2 separate regions of the Homo sapiens genome follow, and region 2 is linked to region 1. Evidence: read pairs that join two places in POLR2A ChIA-PET (ENCODE). Cell type or tissue: HepG2. All regions are shown on one strand. Each heading gives the region's core, and the rest is flanking DNA. Links, peaks and the distances in the headings are about the cores only.

What was found. ChIA-PET counts read pairs that join two places held together with the same protein. Peaks named below come from ENCODE experiments on the same cell type or tissue, not always from the same donor. Only the 100,000 strongest peaks of a DNase experiment are listed, where the experiment ranks them.
Region 2: POLR2A ChIA-PET joins it to region 1 with 44 read pairs; 3 of 35 experiments call an interaction of 5 or more read pairs at or near these places.

Annotation. Positions count from the first base shown.
Region 1 is chr18:58,386,032-58,396,671 of GRCh38, reverse strand. NEDD4L (NEDD4 like E3 ubiquitin protein ligase) reads right to left here. Exons shown (of 31, transcript NM_001144967.3): 27 at 9,174-9,233; 28 at 7,480-7,587; 29 at 5,930-6,026; 30 at 5,113-5,185; 31 at 1-505. The coding sequence ends at 403. Among named protein-coding and RNA genes, the nearest start is that of MIR122HG, 55 kb to the left of the region's middle. RefSeq lists an enhancer at 4,014-4,513. In HepG2, for the core only: no CTCF peak of the experiment used is centred there; no DNase peak of the experiment used is centred there.
Region 2 is chr18:58,049,164-58,059,803 of GRCh38, reverse strand. The region is part of intron 1 of NEDD4L (NEDD4 like E3 ubiquitin protein ligase); the gene reads right to left. Among named protein-coding and RNA genes, the nearest start is that of NEDD4L, 10 kb to the right of the region's middle. In HepG2, for the core only: a CTCF peak has its summit at 7,800; a DNase peak (open chromatin) is centred at 5,273; H3K4me3 peaks cover 1,522 bases.

The sequences.
Region 1 (10,640 bases), core at 1,808-9,807:
AAATAAAATCTGAAAATCGGTCTAAATCATTTTAAAAAGTAAACATGAGTCGTAATACTATACCTGTTGAGTGATTAATTCCATTCATTGTCATTAGAAAGGATGTAAAATATTTATTAAGGGCTTTGCCTGCAGAGGCACAACATAAATAGCATTAAGTCCTCCTGAAATGTAATTAGTGTACACATCAACCAGTTGATAATTTGTGGTGGGAAAGGCAGGAACTCAAGCTGGGACCAGGTTCCCGCATCCGAACTTGGACGAGTGCGTGGTGAAGGCTCGGCTCCAGGGACCATGCCTGCAGCTGCTCTCTGCCATCGCCTCTGCAAAAGTCTGTTAGGCAAATGCAAAAGTGCAAGCAGAACTTGCTTGAAGAACAACCACCCCCGAGGCACAGGGTGCTTAATCCACCCCTTCAAATCCTTGAGCATTTTCCACGGCCATGAGAAGTTTCTCTCGTAAATCTTCAAAGGTTTCATATGGAGGTAAGTCAAGGCGATTAAAGCTGCAAAAGGAACAAAAAGTGTAGGTGAAAAGCCACAACAGCACTTCCTCGATCTGGTTAATAGGGCATGAGGTTTGAGTAAGAGAATAAAAAAGCCTTAACCAACAATTTTGATTACCTGGAGAAAAAAACCCCAAAAACCTCTAGCTATGAAACATCCACACTAAATAAGCTCTTGTAATTTACAGAGAAAGAACATTTTCAAATGGTCCATGAAACCTTTGCTATAGTCAGATGCAGATCTCGGAGGAATCCTGGTGGGAAGGGAGTAACCGGCAAGATTTCCAAACCCTTGGAACACAGAGCTGATGCTTTTGGAGTTACCCACGAATTAAGACTGTGTCTATCTCTAATACTATTACTTATTCCACACTAGGCCTCAAGCCAAGTGCTTTTCTCCCTATTAACTCACTTCATTTTCATCACAACCCTATGAAGCAGGTCATGTTATCTCCATTCTGCACAGGAGCTCCTGGAGCAGAGACATAGGGCAAGGTTCCTGAGGTCACAGTCTTTGTCAAACGGCAGACCCACAAACAGAACCCAGGCTGTCCGGGGCTCGGGAACACCAGTGCTAAGCTACCTCCTCTGATCAAAGTCAGGCAAAATTGACATTTGCTATGTAAAGTTGCATTTAGAAAAAGTCCCTACATATCTGGAGGCTTCAGGTGGGGGCGGGGGCTGCAAATCGCCCTGGCAATAGTGAGGGTTTTCAGACAAATGGATGGCCTCTGTGCTTCTGTGACATGGGGAAACTGCACATATGAGTGCCAAGTGGATCGGATCAGTGGGCCCGGCATACAGCAAGGGCTCAATTACTCAAGAGATGGTATCAGTGTTAACACCTTTCAACATTTACTGTATGTCTACATGGGGCTCAAGACCAGAGCCTTTAGCCACAGAACCTGCACCTCTGTGTGTGTGTGTATGTGTTGGGGGGTGATTGCTGATGTGTATCTGTCATGAAAATGGCATGCACACTTGCCACAGCTCATTATGACGTAAGAGCTCATGTTCATGGAGTGCTCACCATGCCCCATCAGCCTTGTCTCAATGTTATGAACCCTGGCAATCACTTTGTAAGGCAGCTAATGCTTCACCCCTATTTCACAGAGGAGGAGCTTGAGACACAGCAAGGTTAGGTAACTTGCCCAAGGTCACACGGGGCCAGGTACAGCCCTGGGGTGCTCCAAAGCCCAGCTCTTGAAGTGCACTTGTGCTGCCTCTGCCGCGAGTGCTCAAACTGTGTTTAAAACCGCCCCCTCCAGGTATTGATGTGTGATTCCAAGAATGAGCAAAGTAACTTCTTGGGTTTTAAAAGCTAACCATTCACGTGCTCGCTTTGGCAGCACTTGCACATATACTAAAAGCTAACCGTTGTCACAGCAACAGAAAAGAAACACATACCGTAGAGGGCCGTTTAACAACCACTAAATATTGAATAAGTCCCACTGAGTTCCACTTGGATTCTCTAACAGCCACTAAACACTAAAAGACAGAGAATAACACTGTGCTTCTCAAACTGGGGTTCTCAGGAACCCAGGAATCCTAAAAGAGCAAGTACTAATACAGGCTTTTAACTTTCTATTATCATATTAATAAAGACAGGACTTCACATCTACAGATGGCATTTAAAAGAGCCTTTCACCGAAAGTGGCTTCAGGCTTTTCAGCTGGGGTTTCACAGTCCCGGGCCTGCAATCCCTATGGGGGTCTCAGGCCCATTCTTGAGAATCTGTGACCATTTTTTCCCTTTAAAAAAGGTGCACAGATTATTCAGGTTTGAGAAACACTGGCATGATGAAGAGAGAGGCAAAGACGGGATGTCAAGATCTGAGGTTCTGAATCATGCTGCTTAATGCTTCACCGCTTTGCATCCCAGTGTTATCTGTAAAAAAGTGGGTCATAACATCACCCACCTCTTAGGGCCACTGTGATGATGGTATGAGTCAATCGCATCAAGTGCTGAGCACCATCCCCGGAATGAACAGAGTGCTTGGTGAGTGTGAGTTCCTATCATTTCAGAGGTCAGGACACACGGACCTGGCTTTGCTCTGCACTAATGAGCTGGGTGACTTTAAGGAGCTCATTGTCCTCACAGGGCTTCAGCGTCCTCACGTGGAAGATGCATGGGCTGAACGAGATGATTTTTGTTTGCTTTAGAGTCTACCTAAAAGGGCAGGTGGGCCTGTGATTCTTAATGAAGAGTAATTTTAAATGTCTGAGTAGTGACCTTTTATAGAACAATGAAATGAAGTCCTTTGAATGTCAGACACTCAATAATCACCATTGGAAAGCTTAATGAAAGGTACCCTCATCACAGAGAACCAGATCCTTCAGCTTCTGCTCTTCTAGGAAATCAGATTTTTATTCTGAACTTTAATTGTGTATCATAAAACGTGGAAGAAATTAAACCTATGTATGGCAAAATTTTATGGCAGAACTGTTGCCACGAAACAGCCAGTGAAGTTTCTGTTTCCTATGTCAAAATACAGTCAGGGTCAGGTAGGGAGGAAAGCCATTTAGAAGAAACAGCAGAACAGTCCCACTCATGCTAGCCAGTGTTGCTTGCAACTGCCAGTCCTCTCCATCCGGGTCAAGTTAGTCTGGGGAGAACATCATTAGGAAAACTACACAGTTGCTTTATTTCCGTGACACATAAAGAGGAAAATAAGTTCTGGTAAGAGCCAGCTGGGTTGTTCCCTTCCTGTAGGTGGATCTTTGCCCTTCCTAGGGAAGAGCTGTGAATTTTCAACCCTGCCAGCCTATAAAAATCATCTGGGGAGCTTTGAAAATCCCACTGCCTGGGTCACACACCAGACCAATGAAGTCCAAATTCCAGGCATCAGTGATTTCTTTAAGGCTCTCTAGATGGTTCCAACATGCAGCTGAGGTTGAGAACCACTGAGTTCAGAGGTCTTATCTGGGAAGTTCTACTTGTGGCAGAATCATGTGGGCTCCGAAATAAAAAAGACAGTTCAATAGTAAGATATGTGTCCCTGAAGTCACAGAGAAACATGGGCTGAATGAACATGAAATTGGTTCACTAATTTGGTTTCCTTGGAAAAGTCTAAAAAGAAAGTGGGTATATCAACAGAGGCAGTGTATCTGGTGTAGTGGTAAAGGGTGCAGGCTCTAATTCTGGTAGCTCTGAGTTCAAATCCTGTGATCTGGGAATCTGTGACTCTGGTGAGCCCTGGGCCAGCCTTCTGACAGCCCAAGGGAATAACATATCTCATAAGGCTGCCATAAAGATTAAGCAGTGCCTGACCACAGATGATGACTGTGCCCAATAATTTCGCTTTTCCTAATCTTCATCCTGGTTAGTATTATGAGCTTGAGTTTCGCATCACCACCCACAGTCCTGGGGCTTGGCTCAACGCTGGTGCCTTCATATGGAGGCCAGTAGAACCCAGAAAACCACATATGACTTGGACACCATTTGGATAAAAGCTCTGAACTACTCAAACATTCTTCCCTTAGAATAAAGCCAGAGAACCACGGACAATGACTGCTCTGAATATTCATGAATTTTAGGCTGGAGTCAGCTTGCTTTCAAGGCTCTGACAGGCAATGACCACATTGTTTCCATCTGGAGAGTCACGTGAATGGTACGAATAGAAAAAAAAAACACCTTTCTGGTGAGGCAAGGGAATCCGACAGAAGTGAAAAACCTTTCACAGCCAATTTTTCGCAAACACATGTTCATGAGAATTCTCTCCTGGCCAGCACTTCTAGTGTAAGGGAGGGCGTTTCCTGCAGGGAGTGTTTGGTTGCTTATGTTAGCTCACTATGGCCAGAGCAGGCTTTGCAGCCCCCGCTGCATGAGAAACACAGGGCTACGCTGCTCACCGTTTTCCAGAAGGCCCACTTCTGCTGCTTCCTCAGGAGCAAGAAATAAAGGCCTTTGCAGAAAAACCAACACGAGGGACATGGGAGTTTGAGTTAGCAAGAGCTCCCTGAACCCGGCTTCAAGAAACTGATCCCATCCAGTCTGCATTTGTGCTGGGTTTCATGCAACTGTTCAGAAAACAACTGGGACCCTTCTGCGTCACTGTGCCTCCTGAGAGGGCCTTCTGAGGGCAGCCACGCTCCACGCTTGGGCATCCCTGGCCACGTGTCAGCCCTCTTACCCTCCTCCGACCACAGTCATGTTACTGCTCAATTCCAGGGAATTACAGGTTATTCATGGGCATAGAAGGCCTTTGAAAAAGGATGTTTCTACAGGGTATTTTGTCCTAACTTCTCAACCAATTTAAGGTTGGAGTAAAAACCCAACGTGTTTATTATACAGGTTGAGAGCTGCCTTATCTATGTATGCTGAACAGTGAAAGCTCCACTACCTAGAATAATGAGGGAAGGACTGGGCTCAGAGGAGAAATTCCCCACAGCAGGGAGGCCTGAGCCCTTTATGTGCCAAACATACTGAGTGCATTATGTCTTATTAGCACTACTGTACAATTTCTATTTTCATCCACATCACTGTCCTTTAATTCTCTAAGCTACTTACAGACAGGAAACAGAGCATTCAATAGCCTTGAGCCCAGCACCATACCCAGCTAAGCAGTTCAGATATTGCATTGACATGCATGTGTTTTTGTCACTCACCATGTGTGAGCTCTGGGCAGTTTCTCAGGACTGCCCCATTGCTCTATTGTAAACAGCTGAGGACCATTGGAACCTAGACAAGAAAAGAAAAAGAAATGTTAAGATTGCTTGGGGCAGAAGAATGAAGCTATGGTGTGGTCTGCAGTCCAGCTACTGTCAGGGCAGGGTTTGCCCCCAGGGGTGAGGCCCAAGACACTCTCTTCTGCTGCAACATTGATATTTAATGTTGAGGGAAGCCAGAGGTCTGCACAACCTCACAGAAAGACTCTGCTTAGTCTCCAGAATGGAACTGCACCAAGATTAACAAACACAACAGTTACGTGGAAAGGCAGGCAGCTACAGCCTCTCAGCTGGGCCCTGGAAATTTAAACTTCAAACTAGTTTTGTGGGTGGGAGGGTGAATGAAATGTGACTTTCAGTATGCAAAGTACAGAGTGATTTTTAAATCTATGGTAAACACTGAAAAATTCTGCCTACTGGAGGTGACTTTATACCTCAGTTTACGACCATATAAATGACCCTACAAAACCTAGTTTTTAACGATTTACTAAAAAACTAAACTAGGAAAAAAAAAAAAGAGCAGCCTTATGGACCTCTTCACAAACTGCCCCCCAATCCCTCGAAGTAGAAGCACCATGTTATCTATATAAAGTATAGATAACAGTACTTTCATTGAACTTTCATGGAACCTATGCATGGCACACTGTCCTGAAACTTAGCCTTCTGCAGAGGCCTGGCGGCAGGGTTCTTGGGCCAGAGTTCATGCCTGGCTGGAAATTCCCAGGAGGACAACTGAATCCAATGGTATCCTGCTCACCATAAAGTTCGGCAAATCCATTCATAGGTACTCGCGATGTCCCTGTGACAAACTGCAGTAACCGGATACGCTTTTCGGCGTCCATGAGTAGCACAGCCTATGAACAGAGGCAGAAGGTCATTATACCCCCCACGTGACCCATGGCACATGCTGCTGTCATGCAGGCAGGCAGAACTTAATCTTATTTATATTGCAATGTAAGACCTAGACAGTTGACTCTGAAAACTGAGTAGGTTTTTTATGGCCACAATACTAGCTGGCCTCTCTAATCTAAGAGACTGAGTGATCACAATGTCCGTCTCTTTCTTCTTCTGCCAATAGGCCAAAATAAATGATATAAAAAGCAAACTCTCTGATGGCACCAAGCTCATGTTTCTGTGTTCGAGGCTTACCAGTTCCCCCTAAGCCAATTATAAATATACAGTATTTAAGATTTGTCATCACAAGGGGAAGCCAGGTTATGAGATGGGATTTCAGATTGTAGACACGTTCCCTAGAAGACATCATTTTATAAAATGAAACAAAACAAAACAAAACAAAAACAAAACAACAAAGGCAAAGATGGGGTTCTAAAATAATCTGTGTATCTTACATATCTGCATTATTATGGGAATCCAGGTGGCTTTACTGGTAATGCCACTTGGACTGCTGTAGGCAAACATCTAAAACAAGCCAAGTGAGACCTGGACTAGGCTTTGAAGATTTTGCTTTTTTATCTCTGTATTCCTGCTGGCATTTGAAATAGTAATAAAAGGCATTTAGAAATGTGAAAAAGGCCGGGCATGGTGGCTCATGCCTGTAATCCCAGCACTTTGAGGGGCCGAGGTAGGAGGATTGCTTAAGCCCAAGAATTTGAATCCAGCCTGGGCAACACAGTGAGACCCCATCTTTAAAATAAATAAATAAATAAATAAAAATAAATTTGAAAAAGTTAAATGATTCCTTTTTGGGGTGAAGTAAATAATCAGCCTTTTTGGGGGATAACTGTTTTTTTTTTTTTAAGTTTGTTTACTATATCTCCTTTGGACTAACCCATTCCTATTTTACTTCCCTCCTAAGCTGAACAGGATACAAACAGTGGCCCTAAGATAATAAATCAAATGTTGTGTTATCTTTGGTTGAAAGATACACAGATCAAAATATTTGTTGGAATATATTTTAAAAATTGAGAAAACGACTTCTTAACAGAAAGTGGCATCTTGCAAAGCCATCCCTGAAGCCTGTTTCTGCCCTGAGAAGCCCCCCATTTCTATTTACGCATTGGAGGACCAGTCCCTCAAATAAAAGTCACTTTCACGAGGTGGTCAAGGAAGGCCAGTGTGCTTTTGTAGGGACCAACTTCATTCAAGTCTAGCTGTCTGCTACAGTTACAGAGGAGCCACCACGGGGCTGCTGGCTCAGTTTGCCTCTTCCCTCCCCCAGCAGTCCAAGCTCTAACAGACCCCAAAGCCAGCATCAGTCCTGAAGTCAGACCACAATGGAGGGCGCCACACAGCCCTCAATCCTGCCTCAGGTGGAGGACACCGGCTGGGGCTGGGCCCCGGAGTTACCTTCCAGAACCACTGAATGACGGGGTGGTTTGGGCAGTAGCCGTTCTTGTAAATAGAATGCTGTCTCCAGTCATTCACATCCACATCACCGAGGCCGCACATGAGCAACTAGGAAGAAAATTTACCAGATGTAAAAGCAGGATGTGAAAGGTGCGAGATCACACACTGAGAAATGACCACCCTCAGTGCCAGCATGTGGTCACTGTGCCGCGAAGGTAAGCTAGCAAATCATAACAACAGAGGAAGGCAGACACCTGTTCCAGGCTCCACCTGCCATAGCAGATCACAGAGGCAGCAGTCACGAGGGCAGCTCAATTCGAACCTTGCGCAAGCCACGGCATGTCGTATCGGATATAAAAATGCCACAGTCGTCCTCCCTACCCCTCTAGTCTTACGCATGGGACCTGTGGATTCTCTCACGCTCCAGCAGCATCTGTGCATTACCCTGGCTGCTTCTCCTCCTGAGAGGTTATTCCTCTGAATATCTAAAAGCATCTCCCTACCCACAAAAGAATTAGTGCTTATGACTCTCCTCCAGGTTGATCAATTCCAGTGATGACAAATCACCTCATCTGCCCAGAGGCCTAAGAATGGCAGACATACGCTAAGGCACAACTGGGTCTTCGACTTAGCATTTAGTCTAAGGTTTGCCGTTCCTATTATGCAACTCTCCATCAGGGGAGGTTTCCTGTGGACAAATGGAAGATATTTATGCAAAGGTACCAGAATGAAATGGAAACAGAACTAAGCCAGAAGCCTGGAAATAAAGTTCCTAGGCCTGACCGTGCCAAAACCTTGCTGGGTAAACCCAGCTGCTCTCTGCCTCAGTTTCCCACCTATCAGAGGAAAGGCTTGAGGTATATGATTTCTATAGACATCATCGATCTTGAACTTTCTGTTTTGAGATAAAAGTATAGAAGGCCAGTGTATGGGAAACACTCACTGGCTATGGACGGGGCAAATGGCCGAGTCCCACCAACGGCTTCTCAACAGACAGTCTTTCCCCTGTTTCTCTCGACACAACAAAGGGCGAGATATTCCTTTGTTTTTAAAATGGCTGTTACTCAACTATGTCAACACCAAGAAGCTGAACTAGACAATCACTAAACTACCTTTTGCTACAACCCTGTTGCCTTCTGACATTTTTCCTCACTCAACATAAACCACTTCAAGTTCAATGAGACGTCGTTCTACAGGCCCAAGTAGATGCTTACGGCCACCTTGTGGCCAAGACCCCCATTTGGCTGCCACGGTGGGGGTGGATGGGGATGCAGCAGAGGATACTTGGCCAGTCTGGTAGTGTAAGCAGGTTTCTGCTGTCCAGAGGGCTACTGCAAACCTTGTTTCTACTTGTTGTGGCAATTTGCCTCGCCTGGTGCATAGGGCCATGATCCCAGCTCTGCTCAGTGGCCTCTACTTACTAGGCATGTTCCAGAACTGCCCTCTGATGGACAAGGCAACTACAGCTGATTATTTTTGCTGTTCCTTACTCCTACATTGGCAAACAAGCCCCATAAGAGACATGTAATAGAACCACATTGGCAAATAAGCCCTATAAGAGACATGTAATATAATTCATCTAAAGTTACTCTCTAGGACATTATGGATCCAAGAATATTAAAATATTACTTGTAAAGTAATGAGAGATACTTTAAAAAATCCACTTTACATAAAATAATGTTTATAATACAAACCTCCAGCTCATTTTCATCAAAAATTTTAATCAAATCAATAGGAAGTAGTTCTGTGAATCCCTGAAAGAAAAAAAAAAAACATCTTAAACACCTATTGCCTTCAAAAAAAAAAAATTTCACAGGAAAAACAAACTTTTCTGGTTAGCCAGAAAAAAATATAATCTCTCCTGATGATTCCTATGTCAGTGACAGTATCAAGTAACTATAGTTCCAGTAAAAACAGCACAGTCACAATATAACAGTTTCGAAAAAGCATAGAATCTAGAAGATTCAAGTAGTGGAGTAATTTCTGAAACCTGATGAAAATATGGGATACTGTAGGCAGGGTGGATTCCAAAAGCCATTTATAACACTGCTGTGAGTCAGTGCGTCCTAAGATGCACAGGCTACAGATGTGTAAGAGACACGCTTAAAAATAACGTGCTGGAGGCAGGGAGAAGAAACACAGAGGGAGGCAGGTGATGGGTGCAGACACTGTGCGTACAGAAAACCATGCTCCAGTTCCCAGGTACCACTAACTGTGGCGTGATCTAGGATGAGCTCAGCTCTGCTGGGCCCTGCGCGCTGCGAACGCCGCGTTTCTGAAGGTGTGGACCGCCTGCGGTGGGGCCCAGGAATCTGCTTCCTGGGATTTCTTATCTAAATAAAGAGTGAAACCTGCCATTCTGTCCTCCCATTTTAAGTCCCTAAGGCCCCGAGCTGTTTCTGAGTGTGCTGCCCGGGCTTTCACGCATCCTGTGTAGGTACCTGAGTGAAGGGAAAGCATCACCCCACGAGAGCTCTGCCTCAGTGCAGAGAAAATCAGTCACGTGGACACGAGGCTGTTTCCTGTGTGATCTTTGAGGTAACTAATACTATATCATATTTAAGAAAGAATTTTGCTTTTGGTCCAAGTGGAATACTGTTTAAAATGATGAATCCCTCACCCACTGCTAGGGGCCTGGGAGCATCCCTGATATTAAAAGTTCGATCTGGGCAGTGCCCACTTTGCTCTGTAACAGGGTAAAAGCTGTCATGAGGTGGCTGGGTATAAAATAAATAAAAACTCAGCTTAAGAAAATGTGTTTTCCATGTATCTGTATAGAAGAGAACCTGCAATGAATTATGCCACAAAGAAAAAGGGCAGGGGATTAAAAAAAAATGTCCATGGCTGGGCGCGGCGGCTCATGCCTGTAATCCCAGCACTTTGGGAGGCCGGGGCGGGTGGATCATGAGGTCAGGAGATCAAGACCATCCTGGCCAACATGGTGAAACCCCGTCTCTACTAAAAATACAAAAATTAGCTGGGTGTGGTGGCGCGTGCCTGTAGTCCCAGCTACTTGGGAGGCTGAGGCAGGAGAATTGCTTGAACCCGGGAGGCAGAGGCTGCAGTGAGCCGAGATCGCACCACTGTACTCCAGCCTGGGTGACAGTGAGAATCTCTCTCAAAATCAATCAATCAATCAATCAATCAATCAATCAAGCCCA
Region 2 (10,640 bases), core at 1,696-9,695, 340 kb after region 1:
CCCCACATACTTACCAAGTTTGCATACGAAGAACATTTAAAATCTACTGTCTTGGCAATTTTGAAGAATACATTGTTACTAACCAGAGTCACCATGTCCCACAAGAGGTGAGTTTGTTTCTGTAGCACATTTACATCAACACCTAGCCAAGTGACAACTTCATGGACAGGATGAGGTGGGTTGGCAGATTCCAAACTTCCTAACACTGCTGTCACTCCAGGGGAGGAGTGACATCTCAGTTTTCTAGGTCTGTTGTGGTTTAACACCTGGGCAAGGAGGACACTGCCCTTCTTAGCCAGGCAGCATGGATCCTGGAGTCACAAAAGAAACATTGGTTTCAAGCAGATGCTCTGGTATTGACAGTGGCAGTTTCAACACCTTCTTTGCCCTTTTAAGAGCCTCTGGGGGGGAAATATGGTATAAAGCAATCAAACATGGGTCTGCAACCTTCTTCCGTGGAACACATTTGCCTTTCTTGGGGCCTAGAGAGGAGAGGTCTTTTCACTTAGAATTTGAGGAAAGAGAATAAAGAGTAAAATTCTCAGTAATGACACAGACTAGAAAATAGGAGGAGGGGCTGAGCACGGTGGCTCACACGTGTCATCCCTGAACTTTAGGAAACCAAGGTGGGAGAAACCGCTGAGCCCAGGAGTTAGAGGCCAGCCTGGCCAACATACTGAGATCCCATCTCTTAAGGAAAAAAAAGAAAGAAGAAGAAAATAGGAGGAGTAATCTATATTGCATAAACAAATTAGAATTCAAAAAGACATTTAAAAAGATGTTTTTGCTTTGACCAACTGACCTCATGATTATCTAACCTGAGATCATCACTTGAATGGAGTAAACGGTCAAGGGGTCTGATTCGGTGCTTGGGACTGGAGATAAATCATTGGGATGTGGCTGTGGCTCTGAAGAGGTGCCTAATCTATACGAGACAGACACATAAACCAACAATCCTTCATTGCTGTCAGTGAAGTATTCAGTAGAAGTAACTATGCAGAAAGGTGCTATTGAGTCTGGGATGTGAAGAGGGATAGTTGGAGACAGAGTGCCCAGCTTTGAACAGTGACCTCTGAGCTCACTCTTAAATAATAAAACACACTAACAGCTGTGATTCTGGATGCCCAGGCTTCATTGGTCCCTGACCCCTGTCCAGGCCTGTCTCTCCAGTGTGACAAGTACTCCAGTGCTACCCCAAATTCCTTCAGTTAATTCTTTCTCTGTTGAATTCATCAGATTCAATTGCTGTTGCCTGCAATCAAAACCCTATCAAAGATTTTGTATCAAAGAGAAGATGCGCTACAAGAAACTGGAATGGCTGGGAATGGGGAGGTACTGGTTCACGAGTAAGGCATTTCCAGTTTTGCAAGATGAAAGAGTTCCATGGCTAGACAGGGGTGATGGCTGCCAACAGTGTGCATGCATGTAATGCCACCAAACCATACACTTTAATGTGGCTAAGAGAGTCCATTTTGTCATGTGTATTTTACCACCTTTTTGAGATGGAGTCTCGCTCTGTCGCCAGGCTAGAGTGCAGTGGCACCATCTTGGCTCACTGCAATCTCCGCCTCTCAGGTTCAAGCGATTCTCCTGCCTCAGCCTCCCGAGAGGCTGGGATTACAGGTGCGTGCCACCACACCCAGCTAATTTTTGTATTTTTAGTAGAGACGGGGTTTCACCATATTGGCCAGGATGGTCTCTACCTCCTGACCTCGTGATCCACCTGCCTCAGCCTCCCAAAGTGCTGGGATTACAGGCGTGAGCCACCGCGGCCGGCCTTACCACCATTTTTTAAAAATTGCTTTAAGAAATTGGAATGGCTGAGTGAAGGGAAGTGGGTACTCAGAGTCCCACAATCCCAGTGTGGGGAAGTTGCTCATTCTTGATACACCAGAGAGCAAAAGCAGAGTGGGTTAAACTGCCCCTGTTGTCTGTTAGACCCAAAACTGTGTGCCTCTTCATTCTAGGCTATTTTAAAATTGCCTCAAGGCAGATGTGGTGGGGATTAGCAGGGCTGTGGGACTTACTGTTAAGACCCAGGAATTCCCAGAACCACAGACCTCATCTAGGTGAGATCACTGGCTGCCATTACCAGCCCATGGAATTGACTAGACACAAAACTCAGAGCCTGAGTTTTCCTGGGAGCAGTTTTGCCAAAGACATTCTCAGTAAGGCTGGAACAAGCCTGTGGCTATTCAACCCCAAGACAACCAATCCTGAAGCCCCAGACTAATGCCAAGCAGCACCCAAGAAAAGGAGCTTTGCCAGTGCCTACCCCATCCAGGTGCAGCTGCAGAGGACAATGACCAAGCGAGATTCTCACCCTGGACGGACTTCAGCAGAGGCAAGCTGCCAGACCGGCTGACCAAAGCAAACGCTCCCAGCTGTTCCTGTTCAGCCAGCTACCCCACTGTGAGTGTCTTATTTTCCCCTTTTCCAAATAGAAGGTTCATTGTAGTCATCCTGTTCTTTCTTGCCCATTGCAGGTTCAATGTTTTGAGAGACATAGCCTATTTAGTCATAAATCACCAGATAATTAAAAAAAAAAAAAACCTCCTTTCAGGTGTAATATTACCCAGAAATCCTTGCAATACTTAGCTGCATATTCGGGTCACCTCCCTGGAGAAAGGGAGCATGTGCATTTCACGAAGCCAGGGGCATTTCTGAAGGTGGATGGATTATCCAAGGTGTGGAATGCAGGGTCACCGTGCCTGACTTTACCCCTGGCTCAAAAGGTAAGAAAAAAAGGTAATTCTATCTCCTCCTTGCCACGGTGACTGGTTGCAGGATGAACAGATCTCAGCCTCTGTGGGCCCTGAGACACAACAGAAGATTTAAGGCACAGGAGGCCGTTCTCTTTCCTTTACAAGTACACAGTTATAAACAAACAAACAAAAAAAAAAAAAAAAGAGGGCATAGCTCTGGCTGGGCATGGTGGCTCACACCTGTAATCCCAGCACTTTGGTAGGCCGAGGCAGGTGGATCACTTGAGGTCAGGAGCTCAAGACCAGCCTGGCCAACATGGTGAAACCCCATCTCCATTAAAAATACAAAAATTAGCTGGGTGTGGTGGTACATGCCTGTAGTCCCAGCTACTCGGGAGGATGGGGCAGGAGAATCGCTTAAACCCAGGAGGTGGAGGTTGCAGTGAACCAAGATGGTGTCACTGCACTCTTGCTTGGGCTACAGAGTGAGACTGTCTTGAAAAAAAGTAAAAAAATAAAAAAAGGCATAGCTCTGTCAGTGGCAGCCAGCCTAGGACCAAGAAGCCCTGGAAAGAGCCAGGCTGTAGAAGGGAAAGCAGAAAAAACAATGAACCTGGTTCCTGAAGACATCCCTGAGCTGGCCCATTTCCCTACTGTCTAGGTGAACATTTCCTAATTGAGACATCATAGCTGAACAACATAACTAGTTCCCATGACAACTATCAATTATCTTTCACAATTTATGGGCCACCATAAAACACGAATTGAGACAGACCAACTCAAGCCTCACAATTCTAAGATGCCATCAACTGTCAGCTGTCACTTTTTGGGGGTGAGAGGAGTGGAGGAGGATGGTGTGAGTACAAGAAACCTACCAACACTTTAAACACATATCGACTGCAACATGAATTCAGAATTATTAAAAGGCTGGGGGAAGGGGGACAAGGACAAGTCTCTGATTAAAAGTAACATGGTGTTTGTCAACTCCTCCCTTCTGTTTGGGAAGAGATACACTTTAGGTCACACCCAACAGTGGCTGGATATTACAAGTCAGTTGAAAGAAACACTGAAGAGCTGACCGCTCACAGGTGAGTATAGCTATGCATAGCTATCACTTTGATATCTAAACCTATTCAACACCTTATACGGTCATGAAAAGGTCTCTAACTCAAAACCTAAGAAAACAATAATAAGGAGAAATGGATTTGAGTCTGATCACAGGAGACAATTTCCATAGCACACACAAAAAATTTCAGAGAACCCAAACCACTACTAGCAATGTAAATTACTTTCACGCAACTGGAGTGCACAGAAGGATGGAAATTCAAACTTTAAGTGTCCACAGTGGAGAGAAATGAAACATCTATTTTGCAAACTGCAAGTGGGGAAAAAGAAATACAATTTACCAGTCATTTTTTCCTTAAAATAGTCCTTGCTCTATCTCTCCAACTCCCAACGTAGTGGTGAGCTCCTAATATGAAAATGACCTGGTAATCCTTAGACACAAAACACAAGGCAGACCCTAAATAAGTGTTCCACTGAACAAACACTATATCAGTATTTGTGCTGAACAAGTACTATAACTTTCACTTGAAGCTTGAAGTACATGCCTTTCAGGGATTTTTAAACTCACTTTTAAACTTACTTTTATATTAAGAAAAAAAGGTTTATTGTAGAAATATAGAAAACACATGTAAGCAAAACACAAGACAATAAAAAATTACCTATAATCCCCTTTGCTCAAAGATAACCTCCACTAACATGCTGGAATATATCCCTAGTTAGTTTTTCTTTTTTCTTGTTTTATAGAGACAGAGTCTCACTATGTTGCCCAGGCTGGTCTTGAACTCCTGGGTTCAAGTGATCCTCCCACCTCTATCTCCCAAAGTGGTTCAGATTACAGGCGTGAGCCACTGTGCCTAGCCCCTAGTCATTTTCTCTACATATAAACACTTAACCACAATAGGATTCTACTGGATCCACTGTCTTATAACCTACTTTTTCTATTTAATATTATACTGGTGACATCTTCGTGGTATTAAATATTCTTCAACACTGCCCCACCCCACCCATCACTCCCACAGCTGCAGTATACTCTTCTGTACCTCACTTCTCAAAAGGAGGAAAAGCTCTTACTCCTGGCTTAAAGTGTTCTCTTTAATAATAATACCAATAATATTCACTGAAAATTAAGGTATCAATTCCAAAGGCACGGCACATACCAATTTCTCAAGAATCAGCATAAGCATACTCTAGAATTCAACGTCAACATGGGAAGTTCAGCTCCCTGTAGATGTAGTTCAATCCAAGAGCCACATTCATTTATCTTCTGGTGTTAACAAGTGAGGAGGAAATACAGTCTGAAGCTTAAAAACCAAGTTACTGACAATAATTACGGCTGCATCCAATTGTCACACACAATGCATGAAGCACAAAAGGAATGAGAGCAAGGAGGAGAATACAAAGTGAAATGATTCAGTCTTGCTTTTTCTTTTTCTTTTGAAATGAGGTCTCATTCTGTTGCCCAGACTCGAGTGCGGTGGTGCAATCATTACTCAGCGCATTCCTGAACCCCGGTGCTCAAATTATCTTTCCACCTGGGCCTCTCAAGTAGCTGGGACCACAGGCATGGGGTCTCACCATGTTGTACAGGCTTTGCTTTTCCTTTAAACCTTGCACTCCTTCCTCTACCCAAAACAAACTGGGCAAGATGAAGTCAGCATGATGAGGACACCCAAAGACAACTCACTTAATAACTGAGAAGGAAAAATAGAGACTAGCAAAGAAAGCAGAAGATTCTCCACAAAGTCCCATTCTTCAGGTTCTCAGGGTAGTTAGGAGATTCGTAAGTAAGTTTGTGGAGCCTGTCACGCTGTGGGACACAAACACATTTTTTCCCCATTACTAAATAGTACTGAGTGCTTACTAAGCAAAGTAATTCTCTAAATAGATTAGGGTTACTTGCATTTTCTGAAAAACCAAAGTAACTTCCAGCATTAAGAAAAAAAGAACTTATACATGTAAATAAAACCCATTCAACACGAACATCTTCAATTAAACAAGAAAAATTAATAGAAAGGGTCTTCATCTCCTACATTACCTCTGACCCAAAGTCTGCCCTCACCGGCCTCCTCACATTAGTGACATCCAACACTCACTTGCCAAAACATAAAACTAAAACTTAACATCACATAGGTCAGGTAAAAGAAATGATTGGCTTTGCATTTTCCAACATTCATTCATAACAGATGTTCAAAGGGGACAACTCAGTGCAACCTCCGGTCAGCTAGGGCAGTGTTGGCCATGGTTCCCAAGTGCACTTCTCAGTATTACAACAATCTCAGCATTTACCCACAATGGGAATTCCAGCTTTACAACACACTTTTAAATATACATTATAAGACATGATCCAAAACTGCACCCAAGAGACGAAGAGCTAAACCTTGAGTCAGGTTGGAAACTGGAAATTAATTAGAATGTAAAAATTGTTGGCCGGGCACGGTGGCTCATGCCTGTAATCCCAGCACTTTGGGAGGCCGAGGCAGGTGGATCACAAGGTCAGGAGTTCGAGACCATCCTGCCTAACATGGTGAAACCCCGTCTCTACTAAAAATACAAAAAAATTAGCCGGGCGTGGTGGTGGGCACCTGTAGTCCCAGCTACTTGGGAGGCTGAGGCAGGCGAATGGCGTGAACCCGGGAGGCAGAGCTTGCAGTGAGCCGAGATTGCACCACTGCACTCCAGCCTGGGCGACAGAGTGAGACTCCATCTGGAAAGAAAAAAAAAAAATTGTTAACACAGGCAAGACCAGGAGCTGGAGATGCAAATCAGGCCCTTGTCACTGCACTTCTGGATCCCCTCAAAACAGGGAACACGGTCTCTGCCTGGTAGACAGGAGATGGAAACATGCCGGAGCCACTCAAGCAATCCATCTACATGTCACTTCAGTGTGCCTGGGAAACCATTGGTCCACTGCAGCCCAAACAAACAAAGTGACAGGTGATGGGACATCACCCAAACCAGCAAGAGGACAGTTCCCTTGGTTTGTTCATCCTCTTCATGGGACCACCATCCTTACAAGCCTTTCCAAGTTCCACCTTCACAGAACAGGTTTCACATCACAGCTTTTTTTTGAGACAAAGTCTCACTCTGTCACCCAGGGTGGAGTGCAGAGTTGCAATCTCAGCTCACCACAACCTCCATCTCCCAGGTTCAAGCGATTCTCCTGCTTCAGCCTCCCAAGTAGCTGGGATTACAGGGGCACGCCACGACGCCCAGCTAATTTTTGTATTTTTAGTAGAAACGGGGTTTTGCCATGTTGGTCAGGCTGGTCTTGAACTCCTGGCCTGAAGTGATCTGCCTGCCCTGGCCTCCCAAAGTGCTAGGATTATAGGCATGAGCCACCATGGGTGGCCACATCATAGCTTTTTAAACTTAAAAAAAAAAAAAAAGAAAAACTCACTTTTGAATGGCCCTTTTCTTTTGGTGAATAGGAGGTATAAAAAGAATACAAAATCTCTTGGTAGATGTCTGCCTGCCAAGAAGTCACCAAACACTGAATTTGATGACAGCAAGGGAATCTGAGAGCCTTGACATTTAACTTGGTGCGTTTTGAATCAATGCAGGACTGAAGTCAGGGACAAAAAGTTGACTGGAGTGTCAAATTTAAGCTAGTTACCCCAGATACACTTATATAATAAGGCTTTTCTCACCTAAAGGGATTACAATAATCAGCACTCCAGTTCAAAACAAAATATTACAATCATAGTGAGATTCTATTATTCATGAAACAAGAGGCCCAGATCTTTACATCGCCAACCACCAAACGCCCTGCTACAACTTCAGCCACGGTCTTGCATCAGGAATCAAGAATGTCTCTGCTAATCAAACACCAGTAGTTGTGATAATTATCAGCTCCTTCTCAGAGTAACAGAAAGTTACAGAAGGGTCCACACAGCAGAACTAGGACTATTTAGAAAGTCTCTACTAAATCTAAATCTAGTTTCTAGTTTTCTAAATCTAGTTTTTTTTATTCTCAACTCTAAATTATGCTATCATTTCCATATTCCAGCAACAAGCAACACCCGAGCCAACAGTAACATTAAACAGTGAACAGCACAAACATTGCCACCTATAGTCTGAAAATGAAATACATTTGAAATACAGTTGTGACCTGGAAGAGAAACAATGTAAAAACAGAAAGTAACATTTTGTCACACTTCTTCCACCCTTCTTTAATCCTCCTGCCCTGATACTTATTACCATTATATTATTTATATATTATTCTAATCCTCCTTAGCATGGACTACCAAAAGATCAACATATAGTTTGCTTTATCGCTAATTAACAAATATTTCAGTAAGACAGACCCACTTATTCAAATACCTGCAACATCAAAAAGCTTGAAAACTCTTAAGTTAGGATCTCTTTTTTTCACTGCTGCTACTCATCTAAGACTGGAAATTCAAGGGCAACAATAAAATCTGTTTAATGCAGATCTTGTAACTCAAAATAAAAAATTTAATTGGCTCTTAATCTATCACACATTGCCATGTTTTCATGATGCCATTTTAAACACCGCACAAGCAAACAGGTTATTAAATTAGCAATGGGCATAGTTGCTTCCTTTTGAAATGAATGCAAAAGTAATTTAGCAGAAACTCCAATGTACTGCTGCAATAATGTCACACTCAATCATTCTTAATATTTTTAAACAGTTTTATTCAGATGTAATTCATACACAACACAATTCATCCATTTGAAGGGTACAAAACTCAATGACTTTTAATATGTTGGGAGTTCTTCTTTGGGGTGATCTTTGTTTGTTTGCCTTTGTTTTCTGAGACAGTGTCTTGCTCTGTCACCCAGGCTGGAGTGCAGTGGCATGATCATGGCTCACTGCAGCCTCAACCTCCCAGGCTCAAGCCATCCTCCCACCTCAGCCTCCCCAGCAGCCAGGACCACAGGTGCGTGCCACAACACGCAACTAAGTTTTTGTATTTTTTGTAGAGGTGGGGTTTCACCACATTGCCCAGGCTGGTGTCAAACTCCTGGGCTCAAGCAATCTGTCCACCTCGGCCCCCCAAGATTATTCACTTTTCTTGGGAAAATATACCAGATATATTGAGGTACTCCAGAATCCCAAAACAAACTTTCCCAAGTAAGCTTCCTGGTGATGTGGGCACACACTGCATTGAAGAAATGCCTGAGTACCATGCAATGGTTTTCATTTGAATTGCATTCTGTAATGGTAAAGAAACTACAGTCATCTGAGGATCACCATTTGTCACTGTCCTCACCCTTTAAGCAAAACTATTACTATTCTTTTTTTATTTTTTATTTTTAGTTTTGCTCTTGTTGCCCAGGCTGGAGCACAATGGCCCGAACTTGTCTCACTGCAACCTCTGCCTCCCAGGTTCAAGCAATTCTCCTGCCTCAGCCTCCCGAGTAACTGGGATTACAGTTGCCTGCCACCAAGCCCAGCTAATTTTTGTATTTTTAGTAAAGACGGAGTTTCACCATGTTGGCCAGGCTGGTCTCAAACTCCTGACCTCAGGTGATCCTCCAGCCTCGGCCTCCCAAAGTGCTGGGATTACGGGCATGAGCCACTGCCCCAGCCTGTTATTATTGTGACAGAGTCTCACTCTGTCACCCAGTCTGGAGTGCAGTGGTGCGATCTCGGCTCACTGCAATCTCTGCCTTCAGGGTTCAAGCTATTCTCCTGCCTCAGCCTCCAGAGTAGCTGGGATTACAGGTGTCCACCACCACACCCAGCTGATTTTTTTTTCATTTATTTATTTATTTATTTTGTAGAGACAGGGTTTCACCATGTTGGCTGGGCTGGTCTCAAACTCCTGACCTCAAGTGATCCACCAGCCTTGGCCTCCAACGTGCTGGGATTACAGATGTGAGCCACTATGTCTGGCCTGAGCAAAATTATTTTTATTCCTTAAATTAAGGAAACTGATGTTCAATAATGAAATAAACAATCATAACATTCTGATTTAATAAAACTAAATATAATGAAAATTCAAATGTCAATGTCTACAAATTCCACAGACACTACATCATTGAAGAAAATAAATTCTATTCATTAGTCTTTTTTTTTTTTTTTTTTTTTTTGGAGACAGGGTCTCACTCTGTCGCCCAGGCTAGAGTGCAGTGGCATGATCTTGGCTCACTGCAACCTCTGCCTCCAGGTTTAAGTGATCCTTCCACCTCAGCCTCCCAAGTAGCTGGGACTACAGGCACGTGCCGCCATGTTTGGCTAACTTTTCTATTTTTTGTAGAGACGGGGTTTCACCACGTTGCCCAGCCTGGCCTCAAACTCCTGAACTCAAGTGATTCTCCTGCCTCGGCCTCCCAAAATGCTAGGATTACAGGAGTGATCACTGCACCCGGTCCCTATAATCAAATTTTAAAACAACATGTTATATTCATGAATTTTAAAAACTGATTTTAAATGTCACCATGAAAACTAGGTCCTTTTAACATTTGTTTCTCAAACATTACCTATATGTCCTGGGTATACAGTCTACCATCCAGCATCTAGGCCCGACACAGGCACTTGGACTTGGCATGACTGGGCAAGCCTTCTCTCTCTTCAGAAAACGGCCTGTCAGCATTCACCTTGAGATCCAAGCAAAATCTAAACCACAATTTTTGAAAGCAATCTTGTCCTCACCGTTTTGCACAGCTGCAAAGATGGCACATAGGGTTTCCCAAGTAATCTCTTGAAAATACACACAGGCCACTTTTTAAAAACTAACAACTATTCTTAATCACTTACAGACGGCCATCCAGTTGGCTATGATCTAGGCCCCCAGTTCCTTCTGTGCTAATGCCTATTTAAGAGCACTTCTCTTTTTCTAGCACTTTCCTCAAACACAGAAAAGCAGAAATCTGACTACTCGTTGACTTAAAAGTACTGAATGA